2 separate regions of the Mus musculus genome follow, and region 1 is linked to region 2. The links are chromatin loops, found by intact Hi-C in ENCODE. Cell type or tissue: left cerebral cortex. All regions are shown on one strand.

Evidence for each region. Hi-C counts contacts between places; a loop is a spot of excess contacts. Peaks named below come from ENCODE experiments on the same cell type or tissue, not always from the same donor. Only the 100,000 strongest peaks of a DNase experiment are listed, where the experiment ranks them.
Region 1: it touches region 2 in a loop (3.0-fold over the local background); 3 of 42 quality-filtered maps call a loop at or near these places.

The regions. Positions count from the first base shown.
Region 1 is chr8:120,136,653-120,144,652 of GRCm38, forward strand. All of the region lies in intron 1 of 6430548M08Rik (RIKEN cDNA 6430548M08 gene), which reads left to right. Among named protein-coding and RNA genes, the nearest start is that of 6430548M08Rik, 27 kb to the left of the region's middle. In left cerebral cortex, a CTCF peak has its summit at 223; DNase peaks (open chromatin) are centred at 154, 1,013, 4,354 and 7,542; H3K27ac peaks cover 3,010 bases.
Region 2 is chr8:119,945,373-119,953,372 of GRCm38, forward strand. It overlaps Usp10 (ubiquitin specific peptidase 10), which reads left to right. Exons shown (of 14, transcript NM_009462.2): 5 at 1,703-1,794; 6 at 2,329-2,438; 7 at 3,046-3,101; 8 at 3,307-3,410; 9 at 4,987-5,086; 10 at 6,549-6,726; 11 at 7,808-7,973. Among named protein-coding and RNA genes, the nearest start is that of Usp10, 39 kb to the left of the region's middle. In left cerebral cortex, a CTCF peak has its summit at 3,043; DNase peaks (open chromatin) are centred at 660, 1,121, 3,125, 4,643 and 2 more places; H3K27ac peaks cover 717 bases.

The DNA.
Region 1 (8,000 bases), 190 kb after region 2:
CCTCCACATAGGAGTGTCCCCTACAGATGTGTAAGGTGCTGTTGATGTCTGGGGACATGGCCAAATTTCCACTTACTTTCACAGCCTTGTGGCAGCTCCTTCCCTAGCAACTGCAACACCGCTCCTGTTTTGGCTACCACCTTCCTGAGCTGGCACTGGAAACACTCTGAGAACGCCAGCATGAGACATCTGGCACCTGATGGGAGGCTCACAAAATGCCGTGCATGTCTTCGCCTAGCGGCAGTCTCCAGCCAGGCAGATTCCCATTCCAAAGGCGCGGGACTGGGTGCCTGCTGCTTTCTAGACTCATTTAAAGGCACATTTTTGTCTCTGCCTTGTTAGAGATTTTGTTATTGGGACAGCCAGTGTCTCTGCACAGGGAGGGAGGGAGGGAGGGAGGGAGGGAGGGAGGGAGGGAGGGAGGGAGGGAGGGAGGGAGGGAAGCAGGGGGCTCAGCAGGTACTTGGAGAAAGTAACTGTGGGTGCCTCTGGCAGGACAAGAGTCTCATAGCACACCATGTGTCACCTTTGGTTTGGCCACCAAGAAACTCAACTCATCTGTCACTTAAGGGCAGTAGTGGGTTTATGTGATTCTACAAGTCGGTAAATTACCCTGGAACCATATTAACTGGGTTTAACTCTATAAACAGCTACCTGTGCACCACTGCCCCTAAAAGAACACTGATAATATTCTCTATGGCTTGACATACTTACACTCATGGGAAGAACTTCTCTTTCCTAACATAGCCAGCTACCACTTGCCACCTCAACTAGGCCTAGGTCCCTGCCTGGTTGCACAGTCTCTTATTCTCAGTGAGGAGCAGATTGGTTGGTGAGGATCTTTGGGACTGTTGTTACGTCTCCCAGGAGGACCAAGGCAGCTGAGGTGCCTATTTAGCATGGCAAAGCAAATGAATGCCTACTGCCAGGTTCTCTGAGCATCATCAGTCCCTACTTGTTACATGGCCCTCCTGGCTGGCATACCTGCCTCCTACCCTAAACTCCTCCAGCCCAGAGGCTGAGAAGAGCTGCCTTTCCCCATCTGCTCTTCTCTACATAAGCCAACCATTTCCGTTACTCTGCTCTCTTTAGGTCTCCTGGCAGCTGCACCTGGTTCCTGGTTCCTTCCTCTCTCTTCTTCCTTCCCCTCCCCTCTCCTCACACGGATCAGGGTCACATCCACTCTGGACTCTCCCAGATGTCCCTGCTTCTGGCTATGCTCTCCCTTTTATCTGCAGTAAACCTTCTCCTCCACCACACCTAGGAGCAGTCATGTCCTTTCCTTTTTCCTTTTTCTTTCTTTCTTTTTTTTTTTTTTTTTTAAATTAAAGTTGAACTCATCAGCTTGGCAAAGTTGAAGGTCTTCTTTTGGTCTTAAAGTAGGTGGCTTGTTTCTGAACTTCTCCAGTGGCTGCCACCTGGTTGGGGTACTGGCCTCCAGGGCTTTGTCAGGGACTGTGTCAGGGCACCATGTCACAGCCTTCTGAGGTTCTTGTTAGGTTGGGACGGGTGTAAGGGGAGGCTGTGGGAGTATATGTCCAGAAAGCCCAGAGGGAGTCACGGGAAGCAGTGCTGCAGCAGACCGACTGGGTGTGTGTATGGGTGGGCTGAGGTCTTGTGAGCCTCGTGATAATTTCCACTTTCCTCCACTGTGCTTGCACTGGTGTGCTGCTGTGCAGGGTATCTCAACTGCGTTCTGACGTTGTGATAGAATAGCAGACAAAAGCAATGTAGTGCAGTTACAGCCCATCGCAGCGGGGAAACCGAGGCAACAGGAACTTAAGGCACCTAAGAGACAGAAATGAGCGAACGCTGGTGCTCAGCTCACGTCCTGCTTTTCATTTCATCTGACACCTCAGCCCAGGGAATGGCGCCGCCCACCTCAGTGGGCATTCTCGTGGGCAACTCCTACATTTGTATCCAGACCACCATAGTCAATTCCCAGCCAGGCACCATGCAGGGCACCAGAGCACACTGAGCAGACAGGACCACTGGTGTGTTTGCAGCTGTTATGAGAGAAACAGCCACTACCTGGAGGCAGAAGATTCAGTTGTCTTCTAGTGTTGAAAGGGACAGATGATGGGTACAGGCCAGAAGGAACAAGCAGCGGGAGAGGGCAAATGGCCTTCCTGCTTCCCGGCCCTCTGTAGTGTGTTTAAGGAAGGCAATGGAAGTCTTAAGAGTCTCCAGAGCTTGAGTGACCAATAGGAGGAAGCAGCTTTAACAGGCCACTATAGAAGCCTGTTAGACCCCAGCCCAGTTGGAAAGGGATTTGTGATGGTCCCTGCTGGATGTGGGGCAGTCAGGGCCCAACTTCCACACTGCCTCAGGTCTCAGTAGCCTTTTTTCTGGTACCCTGAGGGTACAAGAAATACCCAGATATCTACACCTGACAGGTATTTTATGTAGTAACATTTGTCTTCCTTCCTTATTGCTACCGGAACAAATGACTATGTACTTAGTGGCTTTAAAACAGCTCACATTTACTGCTTTATTGCTGTGAAGGTTAGAAGTTCTCAGCTGGTTTATTGGGATAGTCAAGGTGCTGGAAAGAGCCCTTCTCACAGGGAAATGCAGGGAAAATGCGCTTCCCTGAGTCCTTCTCAAGGCTGCAGGGAAAATGTGCTTCCCTGCTCCCCAGCTTCCCCAAGTCCTTGGCTTTCAGTTTTTCTTTATCACCAACCCAGCAGCCCAGTGTCATCTCCTTTTCTGACTCTGACCACCCTTATTCCTAAGGCCCCCGGTGATGACATCATGCTATCTTCATATCCCAGGACCACGATGCAACCTTGCCAGCCCCATTCTGCCTCCACTTTTGGCAGTTTTGAGACAAGAGACAAAGCAACTGTTGTGCTGTGTGTCCTGTTCAGGCAAGGGCTGGGCCACAGGGAAACTAGAGCATGCATGTACACACACATACACTGCATGCACATATACCTTTTGTGCTCAGAGTTGCTTTCTAGGGAAATCCCAGCTCTCACTATGGTGGTGTTGGAGAAATCAGAGTTTGAACAAGGCTCCGGGGATGTGGCCAAATGTGATAGCAGGCAATCTTGTCATAGTTCCTCCTAAAGCTGGGAAGGCTGATGCACAGGTGGGGCTGGGAGGGACCCAAGGAGGAAGTTATCATGCCCTCCCTACCCTTGAAATGGTGATACCATGGCTGCCTACCAGGGCCTACCTGTTTGGCTCTGCCACCCTGGCCTGCACTTACCTTTCCCCCAAACTTCCTATGGCCCACCCAGGCCTTCAGTAGATAGGAAGGCTTCTCTGGTCTGCTTTTCCAGTGAGCAGCTGCCCAGCGACTACAAGGACCTCCTAGGCCATGGTCACCTTAGCACTTGTGTGTGGTACTGGCTTCTGGGGGCCAGATCTCCTTACCAGACCTAGCAGAGAAAATCTCAGTAGTCTTATATGTGTGTATACCTGTTCATGTTCTTGTGTGTGTGTGTGTGTGTGTGTGTGTGTGTGTGTGAAGTCAGAAGTCAATGTCAGATGTCTTCCTCAATTGTTAGGTCCAAAGGATGCTCCATTTCCCTTAGACAAAAGCCAGTGTTTCTCAGGAACTCGTAAAGCCTGTTCCTCTCTACCAAAAGGAGATATTCCCCTTATCACTGGTAGAAGGGACACATGGATATCTGTGGTGCCTTTTAAGCATAGCAAACCACAGCTGGCCTCCAGGATCTCTTAGTATCACTAAAAAGTGCCTATTACACATTTCAGATCCTGCCTCCCCTCCTCTCCTCCCTTAAATGTCCCAGCTACTCATTCTTCTTATGACCCTACTATTTTGGCTGGACCTCCCTCTCTCTGACTTCATCGTTCCCTCCCACCCCTCCCTCACTCTCTCTGTCTCTCTACTCTGCTTCCCTCATAGCCAGGTCCAGTCTGCTGGCCCTGTTCAGGCTACAGCTTTATCTCTCTGTTCTCGACTCTTTCTCTGGCTGGCCTCTCTGTCATATCTACAATAAAAACCTTCCTCTTATCTATAGCATGGAGCAGTCACATCCTCAGCTTATACAGCCTGTGCCTGATTTTTTGAACTAGAATCTCTCACAGAGCCTGGGCCTGCAGATCTGAGTAGGCTGCCTGGCCAGGGGGGCTGCAGGATCCCTCCTATTTTCCCCTCCTTAGTGTTGAGATTGCAGGTGCTCCTTGGTGCACATGGCTGCTTGTTTGTGTTAACACAGGGTCAGAGATCCGACACAGCCCTTGTGCTTGTGTGGCAAGCACTTTACTGACTCTTGTACTTTGTGAGCACACAGAAGCAGACACTCCAGCTCCTGCTCTTGGCTATACCTCCTGCTCCTTGTACAGTGGCTGATTCACGGTGAACAATCAGGGAGTTTGTGGCATGAAGGAATCTCAGCTGAATGAGGAAATCACAGCTACTTGGCAGCACCTTGAACATGAACCATGAAAGTGTGGGGAGGCGGGTAGCTTTCCTGGAAGCCTGAGGATGTCTGCATTGTGGAGCAGAGTCCTGAAACAAAAATCTGGGGTCTTAGACTGGCTACCACCAGGGCCTCTTGGAGCCTCTTCCTATAGATCCACAGATTTAGGGCCCACAAGGTGCTTTGAAATGAATTTAAACTCATTGCCACCATTGAAAAACTGGAAGATTTCATCATGCCTTGAAATCTCTAAGAACTCTGCTATTACTGGATCTGTGCTCCTGAATAGAAGACCCTGGCTGGCTCAAAGCAGAGACAGTCAGTTCTATGTCCTCAGGCCATCCGAGATCCTCCTCTGAGGTTGTTGTGAGAGCTACAGAGACCAATACCTTGTCTCACTGGGAAATGTATAGCTGTGTTTCCTTCCTGAGGAGGGGACTAGGAGCTCATGCCCAGGTCCTATGGCAACTGCCATCTCACCACAGCATCTCAATTCTGTAAGGAGGGTTGGTCACCTCACCAGGGCATCCTGGCTCTGTATGCAAGGTTGCCCGGCTGGCCTGTTCCTCTGAGAGAGATTAGGCCATGATGCTGAGTATCCTCAGGGGAAAGGACACTAAACAAGCTGTGCACTCAAGGCCAAGGACCAGCATCTGGCCCCTTTGTCCCTGGCCTGTGTTTTTGTCACCATCTGTGGTAGTTTGAATGAAAATGGCCACCACAGGCTCATAGGGAGTGGTGCTATTTGAAAGGATTAGGACATGTGGCCTTGTTGGAAGAAGTATGTCATTGGGGATGGTGGGCTTTGAGATTTCAAATGCTCAAGCTAGGCTCTCAGTGTCTCTCTGCCTGTGGATCAAGATGTAGGACTCTCAGCTCCTCTCCAGCACCGTGGCTCCCTGCATGCTGCCATGCTTCCTGTCAGGCTGATAATGGGCTAAACCTCAAGCCCCAATTAAATGCTTTCCTTTTTAAAGAGTTGCTGTGGTCATTGTGCATCTTCACAGCAATAGAAAAATGACTAAGACATCATTCTGAACTCACAGAGGCAGAGGCAGTTCTGGGCTTCTTGGAAAGGGTGACTTATTCACCTTGCCAGCCCCATGAGTCCAGGGCTGGATCAGAAAGAGCCTCAAATCAGTCTTGTCTTGCCTTCTGTGATGTCAGGCCCATGCGGCTCTTCTCGTCTCTTAAACTGGCTTCTTCTTTGACTCACAAGTCACTGGTATGATAGTGGGCTGAGGGAGGGACCTGGACTTAGTGCCATCCTGTTACCAGTGCTGAGTGTGTCTCCAGTCCACTGTTATATCCCAGAGTCCCCAGTGTCCCAGTAGAGATGGTACACAGTAGGATATTTTCTGTGACTATCAACACTGTCCTCACTGCCTCAGACACTGGCTGCTATGATGTCCATGTTATAATTATTTTACTAGCTGTGTGTAGAAGCCTGTCTGTCAGGGTCACAGTATTTTTTTTTTCCTGTGTGTCTTAGTCAGGATTTCTATTCCTGCACAAACATCATGACCAAGAAGCAAGTTGGGGAGGAAAGGGTTTATTCAGCTTACACTTCCACATTGCTGTTCATCACCAAGGAAGTCAGGACTGGAACTCAAGCAGGTCAGGAAGCAGGAGCTGATGCAGAGGCCATGGAGGGATGTTCTTTACTGGCTTGCTTCCCCTGGCTTGCTCAGCTTGCTCTCTTATAGAACCAAGACTACCAGCCCAGAGATGGTCCCACAAACAAGGGGCCTTTCCCCCTTGATCACTAATTGAGAAAATGCCTTACAGTTGGATCTCATGGAGGCACTTCCCCAACTGAAGCTCCTTTCTCTGTGATAACTCCAGCCTGTGTCAAGTTGACACAAAACCAGCCAGTACAGTGTGTAACTGAACCCTTTTCTTAGAATAAATTTCAAGCGTTCAAATTCTTGACAGACATAGAATTTCTGAAGTTGCATCTGCCCTCATTGCCAGTGAACCGGAGAATGTCAGTTTAACTAGACCTTTGGTAGGGTTTGCACTGTAGTAGTTTTTTGTTTGTTTGTTTGTTTGTTTGGTTAGTTGGTTGGTTTGGACAGGGTTTTCCTGTGTAGCCCTGGCTGTCCTGGAACTCACTCTGTAAACCAGACTGACCTAGAACTCAGAGATCCACCTGCCTCTGCCTCCTGAGTGCTGGGATTAAAGGCATGCTCGATTGCAGTTTTTAAATGTACCTTGGTGCATAAATGGTCTAATTTGTGTGTTTTAATTTTTTTTTTTTTTGAGACAGGGTCAAATGTAGTGGCCTCAAACTCACTTTTTATCTGAGCATGGCCTTGAACTCTGGATCTTTGCATCTCTACCTGGAATTACAGGCATGAGCCACCACACCTGGAAATTTTACGTGTTTCTTTGCGGTGATTAATATGGCTTGAGACTTGTCTGGGCATTTAGTGGCTGGGCTTCTTGTGTGTTCATCTGAGTGGTTTGTGTTTTGTGAGAATCGGGGTTTTTACTTAGAGTGGAATGAATCTACAATGTGGTAGGATTAACAGTGTCCCTGACCTAGTCACTGCAGATGGTTTCCTTGTATGGTCTCCATGGGTAGCTACAAGCATGTGGTCATGTGTGTGGCTTTCTGTTCTTTGGAGAGTAATAATGCAGTGCCACATGGCCCTTCCACATTGAACCCAGTCTCACTGTCTCACGCAGGGAGACCTTCCCAGAAAGCAAGGCCGTACGTAGGTAGCAGATGTTACTGGGAGAGGGAATCCTAGTGCCCCCCTTTACCCTATTCTCTCTGAGCGTCCACTCACTGCCTTCTGACCTGTGGGCCCTTGCTACTGTCCTGGCCTAGACAAGATGTCAGAGCCAAGGTTGGTGAGCTGCTTCTGCCCCAAGGAAGGCTTTGTGGACTCTCCTGCACGTGTACCGCTGCCCCTGTGCATGTGCGCCGAGGATGGTGGCCAGAGCCAGCTGTTCTATCTTTCTGACTCAGAGAATCTAAAAATATTTTGGGCTGGGTGTTTGGAGGGAATCTATGATCAACCTGTGAGTGTTAAGCTCTCAGGAGTCAGTGTGTGTGGGTTTGGACTGCACTTCCCCCAGTAGAACAACAGAAGCGGTACAGATGGTGGTCCTGCCCCTGCAGTCGCCTCCTGGGGATCTTCTCTGATAGGCCCGAGGAAGGATGAAGATGCTCCCTCTACCCCCCTAGCATGGCTGTCCTGGGTCTTTGCCATTTGGCTGCTGCTCCTTAGTGCTGATAAGCATGGCTTCCAGAATAGCGAATACGTTCTGAACCGGTACCAGAGTCTGAGTTTGGAAGCTGAAGTCTCCATCACAGCCCGGGTCTGTGTGCCCTGCATCCCATGCTCTCTCAGCAGCGTGAGCTTGTTCCCACTGAAGTGTGCTCATTCACACACCAGATGCTCAGTAAGAGTCCGCACTTGCTCATACACGAGTCTAGATGAAAGGCTAGTGCAGGGTCAGCAGGGACCATAATTAATTTTGAATTGCTATGGAGAGAGGCCTCTCCAGAGGTGGACACGTGAGTGAGTTTGGCCTTCAGGGTGAACAGGATTCTGCAGTGGGGATAGGGAGGGAGGGAGGGAAAGGGGGAAGAAA
Region 2 (8,000 bases):
CCTGGGCCAGGCATCCCACTGAGCAGTGTACACTGGCTTCCACCTTCTTACCCAGATCTCTGGCTTGCTTCTTCATATTGATACCATTAGTCTGCACCCTGAACCTGAAGGTTGTGCGTGACCGTGGGAGTATTGGGACTGCAGCACGCTGATACCTATGTGTAAGTCGCCATTCAGTGTTCATACTTCCTGCTGTCCTTTATGTTACTCCGGATAGACAGACACCTTTCCCCCACTGCCTATTTTCTGATGTCTGCGCCTCCAGTCATCTAGCTGTTCTCTTGGTATATCTGTAGGTGAAGCATACTCCCCAGACTCTTTTACAGTCTGTGGTGCTGTCCGGGACAGTGAGCCCTTCATTACCTGTCTGAGCTGGCCTGGAGCGGGGCTAGTTGCAGGCTTGGGTGCACGCGGGATGCATTAGCTGTTCTTACAGAGGTCAGCCATGGTAGGAAGACCTAGCTTCTAATTCTGTAAAAGCTTGCCACACCGTTGATGGCTGCTGTAGAGCCTGTGGTGTTGCTTTGGGGTGTGTTTTTGTTTGAACACACAGGTTTGGAGGTTACTGTGATCATTGCTGTACTATGGATCCTTGTTTAGCCCAAGAACAGGTGGCAGAAGGCAGTGGGAGGGGGAAAGAGGGCGTCCCGCCTTACATAATATTTAAAAACATTTCTTCCTTAGACTTATTTGTTCCTTCTGTGCTTGCAAGCATGTTTGTGTGTATGTACAAGTGTGTGTGCTTGTGAGGTCAGGCTGTGGAAGTTGGTTGTGTTTCTACCACAAGGGGCTGTGAACTCAGATCATCAGGCCTGGCAGCAAGTGCTAGGAACGGCTGAGCCCACCAGGTAGACCCACAGTTGTATCTGGCTCAGTGCTGTGACTTCAGTTTTCTCATCTGTAAGAGGAGGTGTCAGAGTCCCTTTTTGGCAGAGTTATGACTATGCAGTTGAGTGTTACTGGACAGCTCCAGGACTGGTGGGAGCTGTCAGCATGCGTCTTCCTGTCTTAGATCTGCACACCTTTCACTAAGGGGCTGCTCTCAGTGGCTGTGTCTGGTGCTTCTCTGGAGCCTGTAATGGTTTAGTTTCTCAGATAAAGTGATCTATGGGAGCCACATCAAGCCACCCACTGTGCTTCCTCAGCTTACAGCTTTCTTAAAGCTGTAAAAAAGTGGTTTCCGGGGTGTCAGGAGAGAAGCCCCACCCACTTCTGAATGGAGTGAGGAGTTAGTGGACCAATGGCTGATCTCACTTCCATGATTGGCAGGAGCTGCTGCTGTCACTTAATACTCGGCCATTGAGCGCCCACTGTGGTCTGCCGGGTTTTCTGGGAGCCCGGTGGCACACTCCTGCCCCACAGTCCCTTTGAAGCTGGTATCCAGAGGACTTAGCAGCTGGTGAAGCATGCTGTCAGCCTTGGTGGGGATGCCAGTGTCTTCCACCTCCGCTCTCTGCTGCTAGCTATTGTGTCGGTGTCTCTGGCCATGGAGCGTCCTAGTGTAAACTGAGAGGATAACTGTAAATGTTGATGTTCAAGACAACTGCCCCCCACCCCTGCACCCCAACTTAGTAACAAAGCGGTGCTAAGTGAAGGCTTTCGGAGGACACGCTCTTCTGAAGGACTCTCAGCACTTCAGAAACGCCGTGCATGGATTCTGACTGCAATGTTAATGTCTTCATTTGCTTCTTCACTCTTGCAGAGTTATTGGAGACTGTAACCCTAATACATAAGCCAGTGTCATTGCAACCCCGTGGGCTGATCAATAAAGGAAACTGGTGCTACATTAATGCCGTATCCTTCCTGGCTGCCAACCCTGCGCCTGGCCACCATGCCCACTCTCCCGTCTGGGTGTGTTTGATTGCCGCAGCGTCCCCAGGGCTGCCGGCCTGCGCTCTGAGCACGGAGACTGGGCCATCACTCTGCCTGCCTCATGGTCGGTGGTACTCTGGAGCCTCTCCGCCCTCTGTCCGAGGATTGATCTGTTGGCTTATGAAGGGTAGAGTCGGGCATGTTCTATTCTCATTGGAGTGGTGGTAGACAGTAGGACAGAATGGCCGCGTAGAACTAGAGGCTTTGCTCTAACTAGTGGGAGTGTTTTGTTCAGCTAGCTAGGCTCTTGAGTGTCCTGCAGCCGGCCGACAGAGAGAGGATCCTTACATGGCCTTTACAAGGCAGCTGTCTTCTCATGTGGTTTACTCCTCTTTGTGTTTACATATCCACGTAGCTGAGTGTCCTTGGCTTATCTTTTTTTTTTTTTTACGTGCCTTTTAGAAAAGTTCCTCTGTGTCTGTTTCATTTCCTTTACACTTCCTTACCGACATTTAGACCCTGCAGGCATTGGTGGCTTGCCCTCCGATGTATCACCTGATGAAGTTCATTCCTCTGTACTCAAAAGTGCAGCGGCCTTGCACATCAACGCCCATGATAGATAGCTTGTAAGTAAAGCGCTCGCACACGTGCCAGTGGTCGGGGGCTCTCCCTGCGGTGATGGGAACGAGCGGTTTGGCCGAGCAGGTGCTCCCGGGGCTGACGCCAGCTCTCAGTTCTTGATTTGCTACAGACGAGTGCTCCACCATCTCCCCCGCCCTGCTCTTAAGTTCATGTGAATGCGTGCTTTGCCTGCATACATGTAAGGGCACATGCCACGTGTGGGCAGTGGCGGTCAGAAGACTTTGGACCCCCTGAACCTGGAATTACAGCTACTTGTGAGCTGGCAGTGGGTATTGAGAACTGAACCCTGGTCCCTTGTAAGAGCAACAAGTCTCTGAACTCCAGCCTCTGGAATTCTCCTTTAAAGGGAGATGTTGTTGGGATTTTCTATGGAAGTTGATGTGGAATATAACTGGAGAGTTTGCTGCCCTTCAGATTCCGTAGGAAACCCCGTACTGTTTACCAGCTTAAAATGCCATCTGGAAATGGTCCCATAACATGTGTAGATTTTAACATAAGAGCTCCTGGGTGCTGTTCTAGCTGCTGGTTAATGTGCCACCGTGCCCAGGCCTGCTCCTAACGTGAGTTCTGCTTTGCTCTTTCTCCATCTAGTGTTCGGCTCATGAATGAGTTCACTAACATGCCAGTGCCTCCCAAACCCCGCCAAGGTGAGTCAGAGCTCGCGCCGGGATAGGCGCCTTGTCACTGGGGACACGGAGCGAGGGGGTGGCGTGTGGTGAATGTGTGGTCTTACTGAAAAAAGTGTCTATTTAAACCAAGGTGTTTTCCCCGTGTGATGGGAGTTTGGGTGGATTTGCTTTCACCTCTCTGTGGTCTCTTTACTTACCAGAATCTTCTGTTTTTTTCTTGCAGCTCTCGGGGATAAAATCGTGAGAGATATCCGCCCAGGGGCTGCCTTTGAACCCACATACATATACAGACTCCTGACAGTCATCAAGTCGAGCCTGTCTGAAAAGGTCTGGGGTGCTCTGTGGTTGCTATGGAAACTGCTCCCAAGAACTGGGGGAGGGGACCATGCCTACGTCCTAGAGCATAGGGGCCAAGGCAAGAGGATCTCTGGGAAGCTAAGCCTAGCCTGCTACAGAGCAAGTTGTAGATGACCCTGAAGTGGCTGTTGGCGCATGCCTCGAGCTGTGACTTGGTGGGGTGAGAACTGGGTGAGGTTTATGGTGGAGACACTCAATGACTTAACACGTGCCAGTTACCCACATTTAATAGCATTGAGACCCAAGGACGGAGTCTCACTGGCTCTGCCAGCCTGTGAATCCACCGCTGATGGGCAGAGCCTGGCTTCTGAGTCTGACCCTTGTTGCTGCAATGTGCTTGAGTGGGGGGGGGGGGGTTCCTCCTCGTCCTGGAGTGCTCCGCCTCCATCTTAGTCCTGCTCAGGCTACAGCAGTGAGTCCATCAACTCAGCCATTGTAGCCTGGCTTTTCCTAAAATCCTGCTAGCAGGTAACTAAGGGCAGGTGAGCGGGTGGGCAGGCAGGCGGGCAGGCGGGCAGGCGAGCGAGCCAGGCGGCCTTCCAGTGGTCATTGTCTAGAGCATCCAGCTGGTCTTCCAGTGCCAAGTCTAATGCATTGGCATGAGCAGTGCAATGCAGGTATAGACAGGAAGCTTACTCAGAGTGGAAAAATAGTAAGAGAATGCCATTTAAATGAATAGTCTGGAAGCTGTATTGCTTTAAATAGAGTGAGCATGGACTTGCAAACTTTATATGCCCCAGTACAGGGGAATGCCAGGGCCAAAAAGGGGGAGTGGGTGGGTAGGGGAGTGGGGGTGAGTGGGTATGGGGGACTTTTGGGATAGCATTGGAAATGTAAATGAGGAAAATACCTAATAAAAAATTAAAAAAAAATAGAGTGAGCATCCAGGTACACAAAGACACCAGCTGCACAACTTTAGCTTTTCCTTTCTCCTCACCCGCTTCTTTTCCCTCCCTCCCTCCCTCCCTCCCTCCCTCCATCCCCCCCCCTTCCTCCCTTCTAAGATAGGGCTTCTCTGTGTACCCCTGTCCTGTGCACTCTGTAGACCAGGCTCAGAGATCTGCCATGCCTCTATCTCCCCAGTGTTAGGATTTAAAATCCTGAGCCGCCACCACCATCCCACTAGCTTTTTTTTTAAATGCCTGTGATACAGCTTTTCTTGTTTTGGAGTTTCACTTCCCACTACTTGGGATTTGGGGTGCTAGGAATGCCTCCCAAGAGTGGGGATTAGAAGCACAACCAGAAGTGTAACGACAGTGTGCAGATGCAGTGGAGTGGAGGTGGAAGGCACCCAGGGACCTTCTAGAACTGTGGACGTTTTCACAGCGCTGAGTGGCGCTATTGTCTAAGACCAGCTTGTGTGTACCAGTATCTGTGCCTAGGAGGTTAGCTATAGAAATAGGCTACAGAGTTCTCATGGCAACTCTGGGGATTTGGGTTCACTGGTCTAGAGCATTCATCTAAGGTGTAGTTTGCTCTAGGTGCTGGGGCTTCTATAGGCCTTACTCCAGCTGGTTGGAATTAATGTGCCCATGTCTGTCCTCAGGGCCGGCAGGAGGACGCAGAGGAGTATCTAGGTTTCATCCTCAATGGACTCCATGAAGAGATGCTGAGCCTGAAGAAGCTACTCTCACCCACGCACGAAAGTAGGTTCTTCTGGGTGAGACTGTTTGCCTGATAGTGGCTTCAAGGAAGGTCACGTGTCTGTGCTATCGATACATACACATGGGCATGCATGTACATGTGCAGGCATGCACAGTTAGAAGTCTCCTGTCCATCAGCAGTGCTTAGCATACATCAAAAGCCAGCTGTTGTTCATTTCCTAGTAGAGCAGTGAGAAAGTTGGGCTTGGATAACTGAAATGTACCCAGCTCACGCACATGTTTCAACTTTTACTCTAGAGGGAGATTCTATAGTTCCTGTTCCGTTGCAAAGGCTTTGCTCGGGCTTAGGCTTCCGGGGGGGTAGAGTCCATCACAGCGGAGGGCACACTGGCAAGCTAGATGACCACGCTTACCCACACACAGCGAGCAGAGAGTGGACAGAGCATAGAGCCAGGCTGTAAGCCCCAGCCAGTAATGTCCTCTCCTCCAGCCAGCCTCTGCTGCCTAAGCAGTGCCACCAGCCGAGAGCTAAGTGTGGAGTTCCGTGAGAATTTCACATTCAAATGACCTCTGAGATACAGAAAGACAGAAGCGAGTGGGAAGACCCCCGTGGGTGCAAGCTCACTCCAGACTGCTCTGCTCGTTTGCCTTAGGGATGGGAGGTTGGCGATAATTGCCCCTGCTGAAGGCCTCCTCTTCGAGCATAGCTTCTTCTCTCAAGCCACAGAGTCTCTTCAGATTTTTCCAGTTGTCCAAAGACAACTGTGAAATGTGAACGTCTCTGGATTTTGAGACAAGGTCTTTCTCTGAAGCTCTGGCTGGCCTGGAACGCTTAGTCTTTGTGCTCTAGCCCGTCTCAGTGCCCTGCCTGCGTGGCATTTCCAGAGCTTGGTGTCTGAGAGTGTCCAGTGAGGCTGGCTGCTTCAGTTGCCTACTGTGACTTTCAGTGTAGAGCATAACTAGATCTTCTTATATGTGTGGATTTGCAAGACAGGATTTCTCTGTGTAGCCCTGGCTGTCCTGGAACTCTGTAGTCCTGGCTGGCCTTGAACTCACAGATCTGCCAGCCTCTGCCTCCCAAGTGCTGGAATTAGAGGTGTGGGCCACCACTGCTTGGTCACCTGTTTTGGTTTTGGGGTCTTTTTTCTTTGTGGGGTTTTTTGTTATTTTGGTCCTTTCTGAGTGTGTGTGTCCATCCATCTGTCCACCTGCCCGCCCACCCACCCATGTGCAATTGTAATTGTGTGTGCGCGCACGCGCTAGAGAGGTTTCTGAGGTAAGGTGCAGGTCAGAGGACAAATCAGGAGTCCGTTCTCTTCACCACGTCACCGCAGGAGTTACATTCTCATTGTCAGGCCCGGAGAACGTGGCTTCACCCGCCGAGCTTCTCCCTGGCCCTCATGAGTCTGTTTAGCCAGCTCTTATCATAGAATCTGTGCGGACGTACTTGCTTGGATAGTTTGTTCTTGAAAACAGTAGCCTCAGCAGGCCCTCTCCTTTTTAGAACACTCTGTTTCCAATGGGCCCAGAAGCGACTTGATAGAGGACGAGGAGCTGGAAGACACGGGCAAGGGCAGCGAGGACGAGTGGGAGCAAGTGGGTCCCAAGAATAAGACGTCCATCACCCGGCAGGCGGACTTCGTCCAGACGCCCATCACTGGCATTTTTGGGGGACACATCAGGTCTGTGCTTTCCCACGTTCCCATGGGGCAGGTGTGACAGTGTCTGGATCCTCCCTGCCATCTGCCTTGCCTGCTTTCCCCTTGCTCTAATGCTCAGCTCCCAGGGCTCTGGCCCATTGCTTGACATGGGCCGCTTGATATGAGTCGGGGTTTCTCTGTATATAGCGCTCGCTGGTTGTCCTGGAACTGATTCTGTAGCGGAGGATGGCCTTGAACTGTCTGAGTGCTGGGATCAAAGGCGTGTGCCACCACTGCCCCGGTTTACTTTCATTGATGTTTTTCAACTTTCTTTTGGGAACCCAGGGGGCGTCAGTCATTGCCTGGCACTCCGGAGGAAGGCTGGGGCATTCGACCCTGACAGGAAGGATTTCAGCTGGGTGTCACATCTGTCCCGACAGTCAGAGCCACCTCCCACCAGCTCTGCTTTGCTCATAAACTGGGACACCAGGCTGCACAAACAAGATTGAATCATAGAGTGTTCCCTGGATGAGGTGAAATGAGAGATGAGGCACTTATGGTTTTTATTCAGAAGAAGTTAGAAAAAGAAAGATGAAGAAAAACAACTAAGGAAACAACAAGGTCAGGTGGCGCCTTACCCTCAAGGCTGGTCGCCTCTCCTCCCAGACCATCGACATGGTTTTATTGTCATCAGCCTGCTCCCCTTCCCCCTCCTGATGGTTTTATAGAAGGAGAGCAGCATTAAAAGTCCCGGTCCCCTGGGGATTCCCGCAATCCCCGTTGCACTAGAACAGGCTGTGATACTTTGTTAAACACCTCCACCCCTACTCCATTCAGTTTGTTAGCTGGTGCATGCTGTGCTCTGGTGTACAAGCAAAGAATTTGGAAGTTGAAGTGTCTGAGCCAAGCTGGGAAAATGTACAGCTCAGTTGCTAGTCACAGAGGCTGGTAGTTGGCGGAGATATTTTTAAATTCAGGGCGGTTTTGGCTGTTCTGTTGTCTCTGGTTCTGTGATACTGAATAAACTTGCTTGTGTACTTATTCCTTCTCTGTTAGTTAGTTTTAAGGGAAAGTGACAGAGAGTGGCCTCTTACTTTTGTTTGTTTTCAATTGCAATCTTTAGGTCTGTGGTCTACCAGCAGAGTTCCAAAGAGTCAGCTACTCTGCAACTGTTTTTCACGCTGCAGTTGGACATCCAGTCTGACAAGATACGCACAGTCCAGGATGCGCTGGAGAGCTTGGTGGCCAGGGAGTCTGTCCAAGGTTACACCACCAAAACCAAGCAGGAGGTATGGTCACTGCTGGCTGAGGGAAGC